Linked DNA regions of Homo sapiens: region 1 is linked to region 2. A link is an interaction called in ENCODE POLR2A ChIA-PET data of the cell type or tissue named here. Cell type or tissue: Panc1. All regions are shown on one strand. Each heading gives the region's core, and the rest is flanking DNA. Links, peaks and the distances in the headings are about the cores only. Region 1 holds the start of LOC124902181 (a long non-coding RNA gene). Region 2 overlaps ALDH1A1 (aldehyde dehydrogenase 1 family member A1).

The links. ChIA-PET counts read pairs that join two places held together with the same protein. Peaks named below come from ENCODE experiments on the same cell type or tissue, not always from the same donor. Only the 100,000 strongest peaks of a DNase experiment are listed, where the experiment ranks them.
Region 1: POLR2A ChIA-PET joins it to region 2 with 15 read pairs; 3 of 35 experiments call an interaction of 5 or more read pairs at or near these places.

The regions. Positions count from the first base shown.
Region 1 is chr9:72,864,011-72,869,401 of GRCh38, reverse strand. LOC124902181 (a long non-coding RNA gene) reads left to right here and starts at 4,552. Exons shown (of 2, transcript XR_007061578.1): 1 at 4,552-5,391. In Panc1, for the core only: no CTCF peak of the experiment used is centred there; no DNase peak of the experiment used is centred there.
Region 2 is chr9:72,918,638-72,924,028 of GRCh38, reverse strand. It overlaps ALDH1A1 (aldehyde dehydrogenase 1 family member A1), which reads left to right. Exons shown (of 13, transcript NM_000689.5): 7 at 1-10; 8 at 5,207-5,309. Among named protein-coding and RNA genes, the nearest start is that of ALDH1A1, 32 kb to the left of the region's middle. In Panc1, for the core only: no CTCF peak of the experiment used is centred there; no DNase peak of the experiment used is centred there.

The sequences.
Region 1 (5,391 bases), core at 265-5,264, 55 kb after region 2:
TATGCAGGTAACAAAGCTACACATTTACCCCTTGAATCTAAAATAAAAGTTGAAATTATAAAATAAAAACTTTTTTAAAAATGAAGGAAATTATGGCAAATCCTTTAGAAATAAAACAATATTCTAAATAAACAAAATAGAGAATAAAAAATAGAGAAAATTAATGAAAACAAAAATGGATTCATTGAAAATATTTTTAAATGACAAATCTTTAACTAGATTGATAAAAGGAGAGAAAAGTCTCAAATAACTAAAATCAGAAGTGTGACATTACTACCTATTTACATAAATAAAAGGATTATAAGAGCGGAACAATTGTACTCCAGCAAATTGAATAACATAGACAAAATGGACACATTTCTAGAAACACAGAATCTGCCAAGACCGAATCAGTAAGAAATATAAATTTTGAATAGAATTGTAACTAGTAACTGAATCAGTAGTCAAAAAACCCCAAGATGAAAGCCCAGAACTTGATGGCTTCACTGGTGAATTCTATCAGACATTTAAAGAAAAATTAACACCAATCCTCCTCAAACTCTTTCAAAAAAAATTAAGAGGAAGAAACATTTTTAAATCATTCTGTAAAGGCAACATTACCCAATACCAAAATCAGACAAAAACACTACAAGAAAAAAAAAAAGCAGACCAGTATCACTGATGAATATTGATGCAAAAATCTTGAACAAAATACTAGCAAACTAACTCCAACAGCATGTTAAATGCATCATATACCATGCCAAGTGGAATTTATTAATGAAATGCAAGGATGGGTCAACGTATAAAAATCAATTAATGCAAGACACCACATTAACAGAATGAATGAGAAAAAAAACATGATTTTCTTAATTGGTGCAGAAAAAGCGCTTGACAAAATTAAATTTCTTTTCATTATAAAAGTACTAAACAAATTAGGAATAAAAGGAAACTACCTCAACATAATAAAGGCCATATATGAAAAATCCACAGCTAACATCATACTCAATGATAACAAACTGAAAGTCTTTCTCTATGCTCAGGAACAAGGCAAAAATGCCTCCTGCTTTTGACACAGTAGTAGAAGTTCTAGCCAAAGCAATCTGGGGAGAGAAAAGAAAAAAACGAAAGGAAAGGAAAAGGAAAAGGGAAAGGAAAAGGAAAGAGGAAGGGGAAGAGTATGGGGAAGGGGAAGGGGGGAGAAAGGATTAGTCCGTTCTCACAGTGCTATGAAGAACTACCTGAGACTGGGTAATTTACAAAAAAAAAAAAAAAAAATGTTTAACTCACAGTTCCACAGGCTGTACAGGAAGCAAGGTTGGGAGGCCTCAGAAAGCTTACAATCATGGCAGAAGGCTGAAGGGGAAGGAAGACCTTCACATGGTAGAGCAGGAGAGAGCATGAAGGGGGAAGTGCTACACATTTTTCTTTTTTTTTGAGACAGAGTCTTGCCCTATTGCCCAGGCTGGAGTGCAGTGGCAAGATCTCGGCTCACTGCAAGCTCCGCCTCCTGGGTTCAAGCCATTCTCCTGCCTCAGCCTCCAGAGTAGCTAGGACTACAGGCCCCGCCACCTCGTCCAGCTAATTTTTTGTATTTTTAGTAGAGACGGGGTTTCACCATGTTAGCCTGGATGGTCTCAATCTCCTGACCTCGTGATCTGCCCACTTCGGCCTCCCAAAGTGCTGGGATTACAGGCGTGAGCCACCACGCCCGGCCGCTACACACTTTTAAACAACTATATCTCATGATAAATCACTTAATATATCATAAGAACAGCAAGGGGAAAATCCACCCCCATGATCCAATCACCTCCCACCAGGCCTCTCCTCCAACACTGAGAATCATAATTCAATAAGAGATTTGGGTGGGGACACAGAGCCAACTTATATCAAAGGAAGAGGAAGAAATAAAAGGCATCAAAATTGGAAAGGAAGAAGTGAAATTATCTCTGTTCAGACTACTTGATCTTGTATGTAGAAAACCTGAAGATTCCACCAAAAAAAACCCCATTAGAATTAATTAATAAATTCAGCAAAGTTGCAGCATGCAAAATCAACATGCAAATATCAGCTGTATTTCTATACACTAGCAATTAATAATCCAAAAAGAAAATTAAGAAAACAATTCCATTTACCATAGCATCAAAAAGAATAAAATAGTTAGAAACTAATTTAGTCAAGGAGGGAAAAAATATGCCCTGAAAACTACACAATATTGCCAAAAGAAACTAAATAAGGAGCAAATAAGTAGAAATATGTCCCATGTTCATGGATCAGAACACTTAATATTGTTAAGATATTAATACTACCAAAATCAATTTACAGATTTAATGCAATCCCTATCAAAATCCCAATGACGATTTTTGCAGAAATAGAAGAATCAATCCTAAAACTTATATGGGATCTAAAGGGACCCCAGAAAAGCCAAAACAGTCCTGAAAAAGAAGAACAAACTTGAAGATCCTTTTTTATTTTAAAACTTACTACAAAGCTACAGTAACCAAAACTGTATAGTACTGGCATAAAGAAAGACATACAGAGCAGTGGAATAGAATAGAGAGTCAAGACATAAACCATCACACATATGGTCAAATGAATTTCAACAAGGGTGCCAAGACCATTCAGTGAGAAAAAGATGGGCTTTTTAAACAAAATACTTTTGGGAAGATGGTTATTCACATGCAAATGAATGGATTTGGATCCTCATCTTCTACCATATACAAAAGTTAACTCAGAATGGACTAGTTAACAGCAATGTATTGTGTATTTCAAAATAGCTAATAGACAGGACTTGAAATGTTCTCAATACATAGAAATGATAAATACTTGTGGTGATGGATACCCTAAATACCTGGACTTGATCATTACACAATCTATGCAGGTAATAAAATATCACAGGTAACACATAAATACGTATACATATTACATATCAATACAAAATGGACCAAAAACCTAAATGTAAGAGCCAAAATGATAAAACTTTTAGAAAGAAATATAGGGAAATCTCATCTAAGATTACATTAATCTTGGTTAATCTAAGATTAGATTTGACAATGATTTATTGGGTATCACATCAAAAGCTCAGATAACAAAAAAAAATAAGTTGGACAACGTCAACATTAAAAACTACTGTGCATCAAGAGACACTACTAACAGAATGAAAATTTTCTCCCACAAAATGGGAGAAAATATCACAAACCATATATCTGATAAGCATATAATACTCAGAATATACAAAGAACTCCTACACTCAACCACAAACAAAAGAACAACCTGATTAATAGTCAAAGCACTTGAATAGATATTTCTCCAAAAAAAGAGATAAAAATTTCTGAAAAGCATATGATTAATAATGTTCAACATTACTAATCATTAGAGAAATGAAAATCAAACCCACAATGAGAAACCACTTCTCACCCATTAGTATAGCTACTATTTAAAAAGACAAAAATGAAATAGAAAATAATGGTCTGTGGAGATACAGAGAAATTTCCACCATGTGTGCTGCTTTGGAAATGTAAAATGGTGCAGTCACTAGGGAAAAACTGTATGGTGATTCTTCAAAAATTAAACATAAAAGTACCATATGATCTAGCAACTCCACTCCTGGGTATATACCCAAAAGAACTGAAAGCAGAGACTGTAGTATACATTTGTATACTCATTTTCGTAGCAGCATTATTCGCAATAGCCAAAATGTGAAAGCAATCTGTGATCTGTGTCCCTTCATGGATGAGTAGATAAACAAACAAACAAACAAATATATATATAATATTATTTAGCCTTGAAAAGGAAAGACATTCTGACACATCCTACAAAATGGTTGAACCTTGAAGACACTTGAAAATAGTTAAAATGGTAAATTTTTTTATGTATATTTTACCACAATAAAAATTTTTCTTGAAAGGATCAGTGAAGTGATCAACTTATTACTGTAACTTTTTATATTATTGCTAATAAGTTTCTATGTAAAATTTTTCTGCCACTGGAATAAGAAAAGATAAATATATTTTTCAGTGATGTAATTTACAGAAATGCTTATAAATTCTGGAAAGTAATACTTGATGAGTATGTAACTTGCATACATCTCTCATTGTTAGCTTGTCTTTTAACTTTGTTCTAAATATCTTCTGATATCAGAAATCTTTAAATGTAGTCAGTTTTATCAATATTTGTTCTTGTATTTTTCTTAAGAAATATTTTCTTGCTTATTACCATCAGCGTATTTTTTTTATTTTTCCTTCCTTCCTTCCTTCCTTCCTTCCTTCCTTCCTTCCTTCCTTCTTTCTTTCCTTCCTTCCTTCCTTCCTTCTTTCTTTCTTTCTTTCCTTCTTTCTTTCTTTCCTTCTTTCTTTCTTTTTCTTTGAAACAGGGTCTTGCTCTGTCACCCAGGCTGGAGTACAGTGGTGCAATCTCTGCTCATTGCAACCACCTTCCAGATTCAAGCAATTCTTCTGCCTCAGCCTCCCAAGTAGCTGGGATTAAAGGCGTGCACTGCCATGCCTGGCTAATTTTTGTATTTTTAGTATAGACAGGGTTTTTCCATGTTGCCCAGGCTGGTCTCGAACTCCCAGGCTCAAGCAATTCTCCCACCTTGGCCTCCCTAAGTGCTGGGATTACAGGCAAGAGCCACCAGAAAATCTTTGAAAACAGCTATGACCTGCTAAGCCCTCTGCTTCAAGACATCTCACCTCTTTAGTCTGAACCAATGTACATCTTCCATGTGTTGATTTATGATTTTACCTAAAATTCCTGCCTCTCTAAAAATGTGTAAAACCAAAATGTAGCCTGACTGCCTCAGGCAAACTTTCTCAGGACTTCTAGAGACTGTTCCCCAGGGCCATGGTTACTCATAATTGGCTCAGTATAAACCTCTTTATATATTTTACAGGGTTTGGTTTTTCCATTAACAAATTCCAGTGTGAATATACTAAAGTCAAGGACTTCTGGTGTCCCCTCCCCTTTCTCATGGGGAAGTTAATTTATAGCTGCTGTAAACCAAGACTAATGGAAACTGCTATTGGGGGTGGAGGAGGGGCGTGGAGGGAGATTCTTCTTTCTCACTAATTCTGTTCCTTTTCCTGCAAAGCCTTCATTGCACAAATACAAACATAATAACAAAGAAGTAAGTATCATAAGAGCATTAGGATTGAAGCTTAAGTTGAATATTCTAACAATTACCTGTTAATTGGAGGAGTCCAGATCAGGAGGGAGGCAGGTATAAGCAGTTAACAGATTTGAAGTAAGATTTGCTCATCATAGGACATTTGTCTCTAATCATACAGACTGTCATTTCAATAGCACAGTATAATGAAATGTAGCATTTAATCAGAAAGCACTGATTAATATATTAAAGCCATTATTGCAATAAGAATGGTTCATTTATATACAGATTAAAAAAATGAAAAACCAAAC
Region 2 (5,391 bases), core at 206-5,205:
ATCAACAGAGGTAATATTATTTACTCAGGGCAAAAGTTAAGAATGTCTGCATTGCCAGCTATGAAGTATGTTTTATGTAACTATTTTTGAGCCAACAATTTTAAAACAAAAACTCTTTTTAATGATTTGTTACTTATTTTAGCCTTCAAACATATGGATAGAATATAAGCAGATGTAGTTTGAATGACATGATGCACCTATTTTAAATCAGAATGAGAGTAAACTATTTTTAGTATGTTCATTACTTTCTCTGACGAGAAATATGGCTGCTGAGACCTTGTCATATTATTAGGAAGATTTATAATAGAAAATTAGGCCATAGTGATTTGTATGAATGAATATGATTTTATCCTATAGGTTATGAAAATTAAATAGTAGAGTCTCACCCTTTGCACCTTATTTGGGGTTGTCTTTCTCCTGGACACTGTGAAAGAGAGCCAGAAACTCAGCTTCCCTCAGTGGTACCTAGACTAACTTTTCTGCCTCTCTGGCTTGAACTTGACCATCCTAAAGGTTAAAGAAAAAGACCCCAACCACAAAGGAGAAGTGGCGGGCAGGAGGGAGAGCAGACTAGAAGGTGAAGTTTGGGAAAATAGATCCCCATTTATTGATGATGTTCTATCCTAAGCAAAAGAAAGTGGTGGAAGCATACTGTACCATGCAAAAAAAATTATTGAGTCATTCTATTAAATTACGTGACTTTGTTAGATGCTCAGTGCAAAAATGTTATTCATTGGTACACAGTATAGACAGTGAAGAGTGAGCTTCACTCCATCTTAGAAAGCTGCTGACAACAAGAGACCAGGCAGGGTGTGATAAGGTACTAAGGCATGTACAAAATGCTGTAAAAAAGGTTCACAAGAAGGAATGATGATGTCCAAATGGGTACTAGAACTAGCTCTGGGTTTTGAGGAATTGTTACTTTTTTAACTTCCTGGAAGTTGAGAAGCAAAAAAGACATTCCAGATAGTGTGGTGAGCATAATTTGATTATTTTATAATCTTAATTATTTACTCCAGAATAAAGGCAAATTTACATAGCAAAAAGAAATGGTGGAAAATCAAACTTTATTTTTCTTGGTCTTTTTAAAATGAAGTAAATAAATATATATATGTCTTCTTTGTTTTTCACAGACGTAGAGTAAAAAAAGTTTGCATTCTGCAACTCCCTAATTGAGATAGGGAAAAGCAAACCCCACAGTCAAGATTTATTGTAGACAGAACAAGTGGGAATGTTCAAGATATGGCAATACATTTAAAAATGGTGACACCACAGGTTGAAATCATACCAGAGGAATAAAGGTGAAAATTCCTCAGCCTAGAATTCTAGACCCTCCCCAATAGGGAATCCATGTGCCTGTTGAGGTCTGTCCAACCCATGGCCAGGGATGGCTTTGAATGTAGCCCGACACATTTTTTTTTCATTCTCATCAGCTATCTTTACTGTTAGTGTATTTTTTGTGTGGCCCAAGACAATTCTTCTTCCCATGTAGCCCAGGGAAGCCAAAAGATTGAACAACCCTGGTCTAGATCCTATGCCTACTCCTTCTCCAGGTCATCTGGACCAGGAGCTACTGTTTGCTGATCTCATCTTCAGCATCAGTTTGTCTTCGCTCATCCATGATCCCCTATAACATTGGGGGAGCACTTTACCTACTTAAAAAAATCCCTGGAGATTAAAAGTCTAGAAAATATCTTGGTTTAAATTCTGACTCTACCCCTCCTAGCAGTGTGTCTTTAAAAAGTTAAGTAGCCTTACTAAATTTGAGTTTCTTCATTTGTAAAATGGAGATGAGATCAAATTTACTGAGTTGTACAGAATACAATTAAATGAGCTAATGAGTAGTAAAACATTTATCACCCTACTGAGCGCTCAGTACATGCCATATTTCCTCTTTCCTCCCATACTTTTTAATTTCGCACACTAGTTTACACAATGTGAGAAAAAAGCTTCCTGTCCCAATATTTCTTTTTCTCCATCTCTGCCACTCTGCCCCATCTCTTCCTGATTATTCCATGTATCTTTTCATTCCCCCAGGCTTTTAGTTCATCCTTGGCCATAACCTACTCTAAACTTGCTCCCACACGTTCCCTCTCTGGCTTTCTCCTTGCCTCTACAGTCCCAGGAGCAGAGCAGCCTAAATTTTAAAACACCCCATCTGAGTTCCCATTGTCCACCACATATAATAACAGTGCATGCCTATTGCCTTATGTGTCTCTCTCTCTTGCTGATTATCCTCAAAGACAGTCTTATTCATTGTTATCTCCAGAAACCATCACAGTAAGAAATTCTAAATAAGTATTAAAGAATTAAATGTGATATCACACTCTGGGGACTGTGGTGGGGTCGGGGGAGGGGGGAGGGATAGCATTGGGAGATATACCTAATGCTAGATGACACATTAGTGGGTGCAGCGCACCAGCATGGCACATGTATACATATGTAACTAACCTGCACAATGTGCACATGTACCCTAAAACTTAGAGTATAATTAAAAAAAAAAAAATGAAAAAAAAAAAAAAAAAGAATTAAATGTGAATAACACGATTTTAGGAGCCACAAAACCCATCCTACTTTCAACTCCTGAAACTTAGTTCCATACTCCCTGGAACTTCTTTCTGGATTTTCTTTTAGCTTCACATTTGTTGCTTGGCAGATATTAAGGAACTTGATAAATGTCATGAAAGAGGCAAACAATAGACTGTATCCTTTGTGTTCATTGTAGCAAAGACCCTCCATTCTAACAACACTTTAGGCAAGGTAAGAATTTTTTTTTTTTTTTTTTTTTGAGAGGAGTCGTGCACTGTCACCCAGGCTGGAGTGCAGTGGCGTGATCTTGGCTCAAGCTCCACCTCCGTGGTTCATGCCATTCTCCTGCCTCAGCCTCCCGAGTAGCTGGGACTACAGGCGCCCACCACCACGCCCAGCTAATTTTTTGTACTTTTAGTAGAGTTGGGGTTTCACCGTGTTAGCCAGGATGGTCTCGATCTCTTGACCTCATGATCTGCCCGCCTCAGCCTCCCAGAGTGCTGGGATTACAGGCGTGAGCCACCGCAATATCCCATTAGATTCATATAAAATAGAACTCTACCCACATTATGCAAGACATAATAAGCTAGACCATTTTCATGGGCATTTGCTACTTCTGCTCCACATGGCAATGCCACAGTATCATGGAATACACTGTTTAGCCATAGTCTTAATAGTTCTTATCTTTTCTTCATTGCATACTCCTTTGAGAAAAATGATAAACGTTTACTTTTCTCCAAATAAGGGAATGAAATCATGAGACAAAAATTAATGTCTCTTTGTTTTGACTTTAGCTAGACTTTTGGGAAAACTCAAGCCTTTTATTTGCCATCTAAACTTGTGCTAAGCAAAAGTGTAGACTTTCTTTCTCATTCATACTTCTAACCATTCTTCATCCTAGTTCTTTTGACGTTTGTAGCTTTTACAAAAATATATTTGATTTTATTACCTTCTCCAAGGCAAAAGTTATCTACTTTAATGGAGTTACTTCCGTAAACCTAAATTAAACAAATAAAAAAAATTCAGAAAGAATTTAGAGAAATCAAAGGGTGACAGGTAAGTAAATTTTTTATCTACAAAATTAAAAACTCCTTAACATCTTAAATGAAAATTCAGTTTCTGAAAGTGGTCATAAGAAGTGTGTTATAGAATGGCATATAAGAGAAATTTCAGACAGGATTTCCCTAGTGCAAATCTCCTTTTAATTTATTTTTTATTAATCTTTTAGGGGTTTGATTTAGAAACATAAAATATTTAAATAGGAGGAAAACATTAGCATATTAATGCCCTATTCTGTAATTCACAGTAGCAGTTAGTTCAGTAACCACATAAAATCTAAACATACACTCACGAAACATCTATTTCTCTCTTGTTCAGTTGGGATAGAAACTTTTTATTAAAATCTGACATGCAGAGTAAAAAAAAGAAACCTAGAAAATAAAAGAAGCAAAATAGTGAATTGCCTTTAAAAAAGAAAGGCAAAGAACATGTTGGTGGATTAAGGCTGCCATACAAATAATAAAAAAGAAATAATTGTAGAACCAGCCAAGTTTTTAGAGATAGAAAAACCAGAAACAACTATAGTAAATAATCTTGATGGGAAGTGATCCACAAAGGAAAAAATAATTGAAAACAAAGTCTTCCTCTGAAAAGGGAAAACTAGCATTAAAGAAGAAACCAGAACTGTAGGATTCCAGCTAACTGAAGTAGCTGCACAGATCCCATTTCTTTCATCCAGTTCCACTGTTCAAAGGTGTGTGTGTTGGGTGGGAAGACAGAGAAAGAAAGAGATAGAGAGACGACTGTCAATCCGCAATTAAATGAGCCTTCTGTCATAGATACTAATGAGGAGAGGTATGCAGTGATACGTTATTGTTACTGCTACCACAGAGTTAACAATCTATTTGGGAAATGTATTTCTATACAAATAATACAATCTGGATCAGACTCTGAAGGAGACTTCATGAGGTTTTTTGGGAGACTAGAAAAAGAAATGGTCCTGTCATTTCTTCTAGCATCTGACCTAGTGTCATCAGAGAAGGATTTAAGGAGAAGCTAAGATATGAGCTGGACCCCTAAGAAAAATAGAACTTGAAGGCAGTCCAGGTTGGGGTGGACAAATAATGAGAAGAAGGATGAGATTCAAGAGGTAGTGAATATGTCAGTTTGACTGGATAGAGTTATCTGGATGCCAGAAGAGGGATAAAAAATGAAATAGCTAAGTTGCGACTGGGTCATGATAAGTCTGATCAATCTGTAGAAAGATGATATTCTGATTAAAATTAAAAATAACCTCCGTAGCCATCAATATCACTTATCCGTGTTCTATATCTCTGCTTTCTTGCTGATGAAAAATCAGCATTTTTCTGATTCCTTTTATGTCTGTATGCTTGGATGAGGGAGCTTTACATATCTAAAAGTGCCAGATCTTTAAAAATGCCATTTGCCAGAGAATCACTTGAACCCGGGAGGCGGAGGTTGCAGTGAGCCGAGATTGCGCCACTGCACTCCAGCCCAGTCGACAGTGTGAGACTTCGTCTCAAAAAAAAAAGCCATTTGGTGTTTCTCCCAAATGAAATTTTACTGTGGCACAAACATCACATAAATTTAGAATGCTAAAGCAACCTGTGTTCATGAGAGCAGGGTAAGCCTCCTCCTTTGTAATGCTCCCTTTCAGGTTGGCAAGTTGATCAAAGAAGCTGCCGGGAAAAGCAATCTGAAGAGGGTGACCCTGGAGCTTGGAGGAAAGAGCCCTTGCATTGTGTTAGCTGATGCCGACTGTGAGTAGAAACCACTTTGTTAACTTTTCGTCCTTCATCGTTTTTGGTGTCTGATAATGCCAAAAGTGAACTTGAACTTTAC